Regions from separate parts of the Homo sapiens genome. Here region 1 is linked to region 2. The links are chromatin contacts, found by Hi-C or POLR2A ChIA-PET in ENCODE. All regions are on one chromosome and are shown on one strand. Each heading gives the region's core, a stretch centred on a gene start or an enhancer-like site at or near the end of the contact. The rest is flanking DNA. Distances are from core to core; before and after follow the strand shown. Region 1 holds the start of GLYAT (glycine-N-acyltransferase). Region 2 has its middle 35 kb from the start of CNTF.

Region 1 (4,945 bases), core at 300-2,799, 72 kb before region 2:
ATCAAGATGTCAGCCTGTTAGTTTGGGGGTAGTCATGCTGCAAGCCACTCTGCTATGCTACCTCTGTCATCATTGCTAGCACTTCAATTCAGACCCCAGAGAAAAACCACTTAGAATACTAAGACTGATGCTGGAGCTCCCGAACCTTTTCCCTTGTATCTGATCCCAAAATGTGTGAGGTTTATGTCTGTTATCACATATAACATAGTAAGAATAAGAACCACAGAGTCAAACAAAAGCAAGAAAAATCCTTGGTTACCTAGTACAACACACTTTTTACAGCTAGGGCAACAGCCCAGGGAGGTTAAGAGACTCTAGTCAAAGATTTGAGGGTGAGAGACACCACTGAATCCTGGTCTATTGCCTGGCTGTGTGAGTGTAGGAGCTAAAGTGACAGAATAGGAGGGGTCTGGTTTCTGGGCTTGGGATAAAGGAGTACCCCACTCTTTTGTTGCAGTTAGATATATCCTTTGTGAGATATGAACCCTATTGGAGTCAAGAGATCCACCGGGTTAATAAATGATAGAACAATCTCAGTCGCTTTGAAGAAAGAGTAATGGAAGGTTATAATGACTTCAATCTCAGGGGAAAAGATGGAGAATTAATGTTCTAGGAGTGGCAGGGCTCCTAGACAGTACAGAGAAAAATATGTGAAAACTTGCTCTGTGCTGATCCATTAAGTGAAGGAACACACACACACTTTTTGTCCCTCTTTCTCAACCTAGCCTCTTGTGTCCCTGCTCCTCTGATTAGAGTGTCTGTTGCTTCCTCTACAATAAAGATATTTACTAACCTGGGAATGAGGTGGTGAGAACAAGGACCTGGAGAGTGTCAAACTCCCCATCTTGGCTGTTTTACACAGTGAAATTGAGGCTCAAATTATCTTTGCTGTGAACCCTCCTTTCTTTTCTGAGCAAGTGGAAAGTATAGTAATTAGGACTTCGGAGTGAAAAAGCTCTGGGCTTAACATCTAACCAGTTCAACCATGCTGAGATCTCAATGGTCCTTCTCTATAAAAGTGAGACTAAGAAGTGCTCACATTGAATCATTGTCAGAATGTTTCACTGCAGCTTCAAAATGGGCATGGGAGGGGGCACAACTTGTCTTTAAAAAGGAAGATTCTAACAGCTTTCATCACTCCATGCAAGTAATTTGCTATTTTATTGCATTCTGCAAATCAGATATCATTCATATCTTTCCCACTGCCTTGCTTCTATTACAGATACTTGAATGGGAAAGAGGTGAGGGTAGTGCCTACATAATCTGACCCTCCTTCCAGTATCTGGCCTGTTGGTTTCACACAGCTTTGGTTTTCATGGTATTTCCATGACCTGTGAGGACAAAAAGCATTGTGATGTTTTAAAAAGAGAAGCTCAGGGGCATACAGCCAGCCTCTCAACCATGCAGAGCCAATTACTTCAACATGGGCCCGTGAGAGGCAGGGCTGAATTCCACTAGAACTGACACCAGATTCTTTTGCCAGCCTAGTACAAGGTCCACATTACAAGCCAAAGCTCAGAAATTTCTGGAGGTGGTGTATCAAAATTTACTCTGCGAGACTCTGCTGAACTGGCTGCATCAGGGAGAAATTTCATCTCCCAGAAGGGTGTTGCTCATCGTTTCTTCCCGGAAACATCTGCAGAGACTAGCTTTTCAGGTGAGGACTCATTACAAAGTATCAGATACATAGGATGAACAAGTCTAGAGATCTAATGTACAACATGAGAACTATAGTTAATAGAATTGCATTGTATATGGGATCCATGCTACATGAGTGGAGTTTAGCTGCTCTTTACATAAAAACAACGACAAAAAATAAGTAACTATGTGAAGTAATAGATATATTAATTTGCTTCATAATGGTAATGTTTTCACTATCTGTATGCTCTCATAACATCATATTGTATACTTTAAATATCCACAATAAAATTTATTTTTTTAATGTAATTATTGCTTTGTGACACCTCTTCCACTTAAGTGAGTCAAATTAAAGTGCCCGTATTGTGTTATGCTCAGAATATGCAGACAACTATGCTCAAGGAAAAGGAGTAACTTCCACTTAAGAAACACATATCTGACAACTATTTTGTCAATGGCAGTTTGCTAGCTACCATGAAAATCCTTAGAAGTTTGTGCTCTCGACTAATAAATGAATAAAGAAAGATCTGAGAGCTTCTTGGAAGCAGGTGGATGAATAGAATACTGAGTGTGTGGAGACACCAGAAAAATTACTATTTTTAATCCTGGTCACATTATAAGGGAGGCAGTTTTTTCCTTACACTACTACTAAGAAGTTTGTTGCACTGAAAGTGAGAGAGGAAATAAGTAGATCAATAAGACAAGAATACAGACAAGATTTATTGTTTATTTAAATTATACAGAAAACAAATTTTACTCTAAAGATTTAATCTACAACAGTACTACCACCATTTACTTATTTATTCCTGTTTGCCTTTGTTCTCTCTTAAATTTGAACTTTATGTGTTGTATGTGAACTGTTTTGTGTCCTATATTTTCTCATTTTATTTGAACACTCTCCCATGTGTCTATACATATTATATATTATGTCTGTAGGCATTATGTTAATGCCTTAGGGTTGCATCACTCTGTTGGAACATATTTTATGTTATCTTCCCCTATTGAGGCACATAGAGATTTTGTTCAGACTTGCTTATGTTCATGTGACTTTATAAAATTCTGTTTAGAGTTTTTGTTTTGTTTTGTATTTAGAGACACTCTGTTACCCAGACTGGAGTGCAGTGGTATGAACATAACTCATTGTAACCTTTAACTTGCTGTGGGCTCAAGTGAGTCCAGGGTTAGATTCCACTGGAACTGACATCAGAATTTTTTGCCAACTTAGTACAAGGTCTGCATTACAAGCTGCAACTCAGAAATTTCTGGAAGAGTTGTAACAAAACTCACTCTGTGAGACTGTGGTCAGATTATGTAGGCATAATCTTCCTCTCCTTCCCATTCAAGTAGCTGCAGTAAAAGCAAGGTAGTGGGAAAGATCTGAATGAGGTCTGATTTGCAGAATGTATTCTTTTTTTCTGCTTACACAAAACAGCAAATTACTTGCATGGCATGATGAAAACTATTAGAATCGTCCCACCTTAGCCTCTTGAGTAGCTAGGGCTACAGGTGTGTGTCACCATACCCAACTAATTTTTATTTTTGTAGAGATTGGGGTCTTGCTGTGTTGACCAGGCTGGTCTCAAGCTTTTGCCCTCAATTAATCCTCCCTCCTTGGCCTCTGAAAGTGCTGGAATTACAGGTGCAAGCCACCATGCTCAGCCTAGAGTTGTTTTCTTCTTTTAAATTGTTTTCTTTAGATTAATTTCCATTTCTGTAATAACTGGACCAGGATCAAAGATTCTGAAGTTTATGCCCGGGAATGCTACTCATTGCCCAGTGCTGCCAGCTACCATTATTGTGTCAGATTTCTTGGAAGAACCTCAGTGTCAGTAGCTTTCAGTTTACCCCAACCAAGCATGAGAGCCATACCTCTTTGTTAGTTTGTAAGTACATCCTTAGAGGGTGGTTCCAAACTCTACTCTTCAGAAAATATAGTAATATCACACCCCACAGACTTGACATTAAGCTCTACTTTAACTCTACTTTGTTACTTCCTTCTGAGTTGCATCTAGAGAAAAGACAAGATTAGCCTTTAGGAATGTTATACTTTTATCATCCTAAGACCCTTAGATATGAGATATGGTCTGGAGTTTTCTTCAAGATATAATGTAGTACAAAATAGCTGGAAACTTTTCTCATGTCCAGAATATATTATGCATTTAATACATATGTGTTTATTGAATGAATATATTAATGTCTCTATACTTTTGGAAAGTGGAGTGATTAGACAGACAATTAATACAAGCATTTCATGTATTCAATCATTCGTTACTTATGTATTGAGGGCCTACTCTGTGCCAAATACTGTGATAAGAATTACTGATAAAAGAATAAGTAATATGAGCATCCTGCCTCAGAAGAATTCAACATCTAGAAAAGAAAACGAAATTCAACTTTAAAACATCATGTTGAACAGCATAAATATATACGATATTTATCAATTGAAAGAAGAAAACTTTAACCCAACATAACAAGTTATATAATTAAAATATGCATAAACACTTATGAGAGCACAGAAAAGGGAGTGACTTATTCAGACGGACGTAAGAGACAGTGAAAAGAGCACTAGGGATAACAGGCTATTCGGGTAAACTTGAAGGGGTAAGTGGAAGCCTAATTTAGAAGGCAGAACTGAAGTAGGAAATTTCAAACTGAGAATAAATGTAGAAAGACCAGAGGTGCTAAGCAGACACTGTGTTGAAGAAATCCACTGTGGTCTTACATGGTGGATGGTAGCAACAGAAGAGGCTAGAAGGGTAGACTAGACTCAGATGGTAGAGGTAGAATCCATGGGCTAAGGTATTAAGGTAGTTTCTTTTTATATATGCTCAGATCAGTAATTAGCCAGACTCTAGGAACTTCCTTCCTTCCTTTCTTCCTTCCTTCCTTTCTTTTCTTTTATTCTCTCCTTCCTTCCTTCCTTCCTTCCTTCCTTCCTTCCTTCCTTCCTTCCTTCCTTCCTTCTTTCTTTCTTTCTTTCTTTCTTTCTTTCTTTCTTTCTTCTTTCTTTCCTTTTTTTCTTTTTCTTTTTCTTTCTCTCTCTCTCTCTCTCATCTCTCTGTTTACTCTCTCAACGAAGCTCCACCTTGGCCTCCTTAAGCTCCAAAACCTCCGTAAGCTCAATCAGTGACAGTCCTTGTGCTCTGGTTAGATTCCATATCCCTGAACTTCAACCTGAAAACTTCCATCAGTAAGTAAGCTGGTGCAATTCTAGGACTCACCTTTTCTGTTTTCCTTTTCTCAGAGATCATAGTTCTTTCTGCATATCCTGATGTTCAACATATGAAAATTGTTATTGTTTTAGGTG
Region 2 (5,482 bases), core at 35-2,534:
TCAGCCTCCCGAGTAGCTGGGAATACAGGCGCCCGCCACTATGCCCGGCTAATTTTCTGTATATTTAGTAGAGAGGGGGTTTCACCGTGTTAGCCAGGATGGTCTGGATCTCCTGACCTCGTGATCCACCCGCCTCGGCCTCCCAAAGTGCTGGGATTACAGGCGTGAGCCACCGCGCCCAGCCCAAAGCATCAATTACTCTTAAGTTAAATATCTGCCCTTGGTCTGCTAAACCTATCTTTTTATGCTTCACACACATTCTTCAGGCATAAGTTTCAGTTTGTTTATAAAATATTCAATCTGAAATTAAACAAAGGTGATCAGGAGAGACTCCCCTACTCCTTGTCGGCCTCCTTATGTGATAACAAGATGTCATTGAGATGGATCTGAATGTCCGATGAATGACCTGATTAAATGTCAGGCCAAAGGTGGAATGAGGATTCAAGTCACATTCCTTGCCTGGTTAGAATCTGACCCTCTCGCATTCTTCTCTTCCACTGTCATCTATACTTTATCTAAGGGCTGGACTCTGTTTTCAATCTTTGCCCAGTTGAGGACAAAGATCCCAATCTACTTCTTAGTCTAGTTCCCTCTAATTGCTCAGCTACTCCTTATATATGGCTGATTCTCCAGTTGAGCCATCCCCTCTGCAGACTTGGTTCAGAAGTGCTGCAGATTCTCCTGCTGTAAGTGCCCCAGCAGCCTCACTGTGCAGTGGGTGGGACCTACTCTATAGATGCTGCTGGGGAAGCTATAGCTGATTCTGCCCCGTAGAACTCCCTGCAGGAAAATACATATAATCAGAGCATGAGATGAAGAGCCTGGCAAACCACAGGGTATTTCACAGCTCTCTGCCAAGCCCTGCTTCAGGAAGAAAGACAGCTTGTTGCTTCAGCAGGAAACCTTACTCTAAGGAATTTCTCAGTAAACGCCTTACAGACTTCAAGTCTGATTAATAATTGGCTGCAATTTCTTTTTTTCTTTCAATCATTTTTGGGTGATTTTAACCTTAGTGGCCTTACACTTTTGCCTTTTCATTTTATATATTTTACTTTCATCTTAAACACACCTGGGAGCAAGCATAACTCAGCAGGCCTGGGCTGCTCAAATCCTGCATTTTTCTAAGAAAAGACTGGCCTGTGATAAACAACTCTCGTAAATAACCTGTGAGCCTTTGGAATACACCTGTTTTCATTCCATTCACCTGGGGCCTTGGGCCTCACTGTATTCAATTTGACCTCTGGGGTGGGGTATAGGGCTGGTGACTAAGTAGCTAAGGTCAATATATGACTCCATGCCTCGATGAGTCACCCCCAATAAAAACTAGACACCAAGTCTCAGGTGAGCTTTCCTTATGAGGAATAATAACTATTATTATGAATAAATATTCTTTTTATTTTCCTGATGTTATGTTTTTTCAAACAATCTTATTTTTAGTGAATTACTTTTAAACTTTGCTCTTATGAAAATTGTTTTTCTCCTCTTGTGTTCAGATGCTTCTGCTTTGAATATCATCTATTTAATCTATTCTCTTTTTTGCACCAGTTCCTAGTTTTAATCCTGCCGTACCTTGTATAACTAGTCTCTTGTGTTCTCTTGTTTGTTGATCCTTTTATTCCTTTTTGTTACTAACATCTATGATGGTTGGCAGAATATAAATGTAAAGAAGTGTGAAGAGTAGAGAATTTACAGAAATGTTGGAGAGACAAAGAGAAGGAAGGATGCTTGCTTATACCCCACTATCTCTGAGTGTAGATGTCTACACCAAATTTCACAGCCTATTTAAACACAGGTTATCAAAGAACCCCCATTTCAGGAGACAGAAGATGAGAGCATCATTAGCCTACTCCTGACTTCCTGCTCACAGTACGTTTGATCATGCAATCCAGACAGCATATTTGGTCACCTGGGAAAAAGATGCCTGCAATGCTTTTTCTAATAATTCATACTGTCTGGTGCTTGTCCAGTGGCTGGATTTCAGGCAAAAGATGACAAAACGCAATGCTACCAACCACAAGGGGCAACACAGGGTGGAGTTACATATACCAAGCCTGACCCTGCATGAGATTAACCTCCTGAGAGGCAGGCCTGAAGGATTATCCCAGAGCATATTCTGTGGCTAGGCACATGACATCGTACTCCAGCTCATTTTCAACATGTCATGGCAAGTTTCTTGCACTCTGGTAGGGTCAGAGGTGGATGCTCTGGGAGATGGCTCTGATGAGCTACCCTCTCTCCTCCTGCACCTGCAGAGTAATTGTGAACAGCAAGAGGGTTTATGTGCAGTTTGCAGCTCTTCAAGCCTTCAGGTCCTCTACCAGGCAACTGAGACCTGAGAAGAAAGGCAAATCACATGGTAAACAAACAAGCTGGCTCCCTATGTTAAGATAATAGGCCATGGCTCCCCTTTCCATCCCAAAGGGACACATCAGAAGCTGAACTCCCAAGACAGTTTGCCAGCCTGCCCAAGTGAAGAGTGTGCTTGACAGGCATACTATCAAATTTCATGTATCGGCACATTTGTCAAGACACTGTTGTAAGACCCCCTCCTCCCAAATATCACGCGTAGGCTTCTGTGAGGCTCTTACAGAGAGGGAAATCTCTTCTATTTAAGTTTATTTGCTCCACTACCAAATAGCCTGACAAGATTACATATCTGCTGTCACAAAATGAGATCCACAACTGCCCATTGCGGATTGGAAGCCACCAAGAGGTAAATCAATATTTAGGAACAATCTATCCTTGCCATAGTGTATGGCCATAATTCAGTCTATCTCTTCTGAGTTCTTTAAACACTATGTGCCCAAAGTGTTTCTTGCTCTTTCTGGGTCTCCTCTTGGACAAGAATCCAGCTGTGCTGCTCATTATCCCACTTTCACGTACTGCCGACTCTGGAGAAGACCCAGGAGTTGAACACCTTTTTGAGTCTACCCGGAGTATAATCTGAAGCTACCATGAATGTGTGTGTGCAAGGGGGGCCTGTATTTCTGGATACTTTCAGCTTGATTTCAATTTGCAGATTTAAGAGGCTCCCAAAACTCGTGTATGATATTGAAACAACTTTGAATATTGGACTACAGGCCCAGGTCCACCATTGATTAATAATCCTAAACAATAACTCTGCCCAACGCTTTTCCCCTGGGTATTTTTTAGTAACTCTCACTTAGGTTCCTTGGGTCTCTGTTTCATCATTCATGAACTGATTGTTGCTTTGAAGTTTAAATAATCCAATGTGGGTAAAAGCACTTTGCAACCTGTCAAGGGTTTCTGAAGCTTAAGTTGTTGTTTCTCATGCCCAATGGAACCTACCTCCACATTTGAGGATAAAAACACTAGACTCAGTTCATGCCATTAAATTTGGTGATGATTTCTTGGAAATGATAGTTGAAGCACAGGCAACATCAACAACAAAACAAAACAAATTGGACTATATCAAAAATTTTAAGTTCTATGCATCAACAGACACAATCGATAGTGAAAAGACAACCCACAAAATGGGAGAAAATATTTTCAAATCACGTATCTAATAATGGGTTAATATTCAGAATATTTAAACGCTTACTACCAAAAAACAAAACAACCTGACTTTAAAAATAGACAAAGAACCCATTTTTTTATGTACTTATTGGTTATTTGTATATCTTCTTTGTTCTCAAACGACCAATAAGCACACGAAAAGATGCTTAACATCACTAATCATCAGGGAAATGCAGATCAAAACTACAATGAGATACCATCTCACACCCAATAAGATGGTTACTATTGAAAAACAAAACAACAGAAAAGAAGTATTGGTGAGAATGTAGAGAAATGGAAACCCTTGTGCACTGTTAATGGGAATGTGAAATGATGCAGCCACTAAGGAAAACAGTACAGAGGCTCCTCAAGAAATTAAAAATAGAACTACCACATGGCCCAGCAACTCCACTTCTGGGTATAAACCCCCAAGAATAAAAAGCAGAGTATCAAGAAGATACTTATACACTCATATTCATGGCAGCATTATTCTCAGTAGCCAAAACTGGAAGCAATCCAAGTGTCCATAGATGGATGAATGGCTAAACAAAATGTAGTATCTACATACAAAAATGATTTAGCCTTGAAATGGAAGCAAATTCTGACCTATGCTTCAGCATGGATGAACCTTGAGGCCACTATGCTAACTGAAATAAGTCAATCACAAAAAGACAAGTACTGTGTGATTCCACTTATATGAGCTACCTAGAGTAGTCAAATCCATAGGGACAGAAAGTAGAATATTTGTTGCCGGGGGCTGGAGGGAGGGAATGCGGTGTTGTTGCTTAACAGGTATGGAATTTCAGTTTTGCAAAATGGAAAGTGCTCTGGAGATTGCACAACAATGTGAACATGCTTAACACTATAGCAAGGTACCCTTAAAACTGGTTAAGATGCTAACTTCTCTGTGTTTTTTAACCACAATTAAATGCTTTTCAAAATATCAGAATATGGCAGCTGAAACAAACAATACTTTGTGCAATGTATCTATTTGCCTACCAAAGATAGAGAAGAAAAAAGGCCAGGTGCTGTGGCTCACACCTGTAATCCCAGCACTTTGGGAGGCCAAGGCAGGGGGATCACTTGAGGTCAGGAGTTCGAGACCAGCCTGTCCAACATGGTGAAACCCTGTCTCTACTAAAAATACAAAAATTAGCCAGACATGGTGGCGGGAGGTAATCCTAGCTACTAGGGAGGCTGAAGCAAGAGAATCACTTGAACCCAGGAAGTGGAGGTTGCAGTGAGCCAAGATTGTGCCACTGCAATCCAGCCAGGGCAATAGAGTGAGACTCAGTCTCTAAATAAATAAATAAATAAATAGCACTGAATTAGAGTTTCCAAACCTACCTTGCTTTGCCACTAACTTGGGGCAGAAACAATAATAATTGCTGGCATTTATGGTACACTTACCATGTGCCAGATATCATTTTAAATGTTTTATCTCATTTAATGCTTACAACAGGAAGTACTATCACGTTCCCATTTTAAAGATTAGGGAATTGAAGCAAAATAAAATTAAACAAGCTGCCCAAGGACTTATGGTTAATAAGTGAGTAGCAAAGCCAGGATTCAAACCCCACAGTCTGACTCCAGGGCTGCACTTGTAACCATTGTGCTACCTGCAGAATGGCCAGGAGCGCAGGTCCCACATGGCAATGAACCACTTCCTGTACCACCCACTTCCAAATCCAGTAGCTTCTTCATCCTAGACCTAAAGAAAGTCAAGTTCAGCTATAAACAATACAATCATTTCTTTTAAAACATCACATTCTCTCCAACATACGAAACATCTTAGGATGTATGTTTTCCTTTCACCAATCTTTTCCCTCCACACCCCTTTCTCAGCTCTTTAATCATCTTAGATTGTAAATGTGAAGCATGAGAGTAGAGAACATGAGGGCTGAAGTGGCACCAGTCTGGATGGGACCCCAACTCTATGACTTACTAGCAAGTTACTTATTGCCTC

Evidence for each region. Hi-C counts contacts between places; a loop is a spot of excess contacts on that map. ChIA-PET counts read pairs that join two places held with the same protein, here RNA polymerase II (POLR2A). Pooled maps may share reads with other maps.
Region 1: a map of naive thymus-derived CD4-positive, alpha-beta T cell shows a loop between it and region 2 (4-fold over the local background). The contact joins the promoter of GLYAT here to the enhancer-like site in region 2. A Hi-C loop is called at or near these places in 2 of 168 maps with a recorded cell type or tissue (Caco-2 and naive thymus-derived CD4-positive, alpha-beta T cell), 1 of 37 single-sample maps with no recorded cell type and 5 of 50 pooled maps. POLR2A ChIA-PET finds 5 or more read pairs at or near these places in 4 of 52 experiments (A673, CD4-positive, alpha-beta T cell, GM12878 and 1 more).

Annotation. Positions count from the first base shown.
Region 1 is chr11:58,728,547-58,733,491 of GRCh38, reverse strand. GLYAT (glycine-N-acyltransferase) reads left to right here and starts at 1,549. Exons shown (of 6, transcript NM_201648.3): 1 at 1,549-1,657.
Region 2 is chr11:58,655,398-58,660,879 of GRCh38, reverse strand. No RefSeq gene overlaps it. Among named protein-coding and RNA genes, the nearest start is that of CNTF, 35 kb to the right of the region's middle. Within about 2 kb of position 1,284, at least 3 of the 41 ENCODE cell types and tissues checked have a DNase peak (open chromatin) inside an H3K27ac peak, as active enhancers do.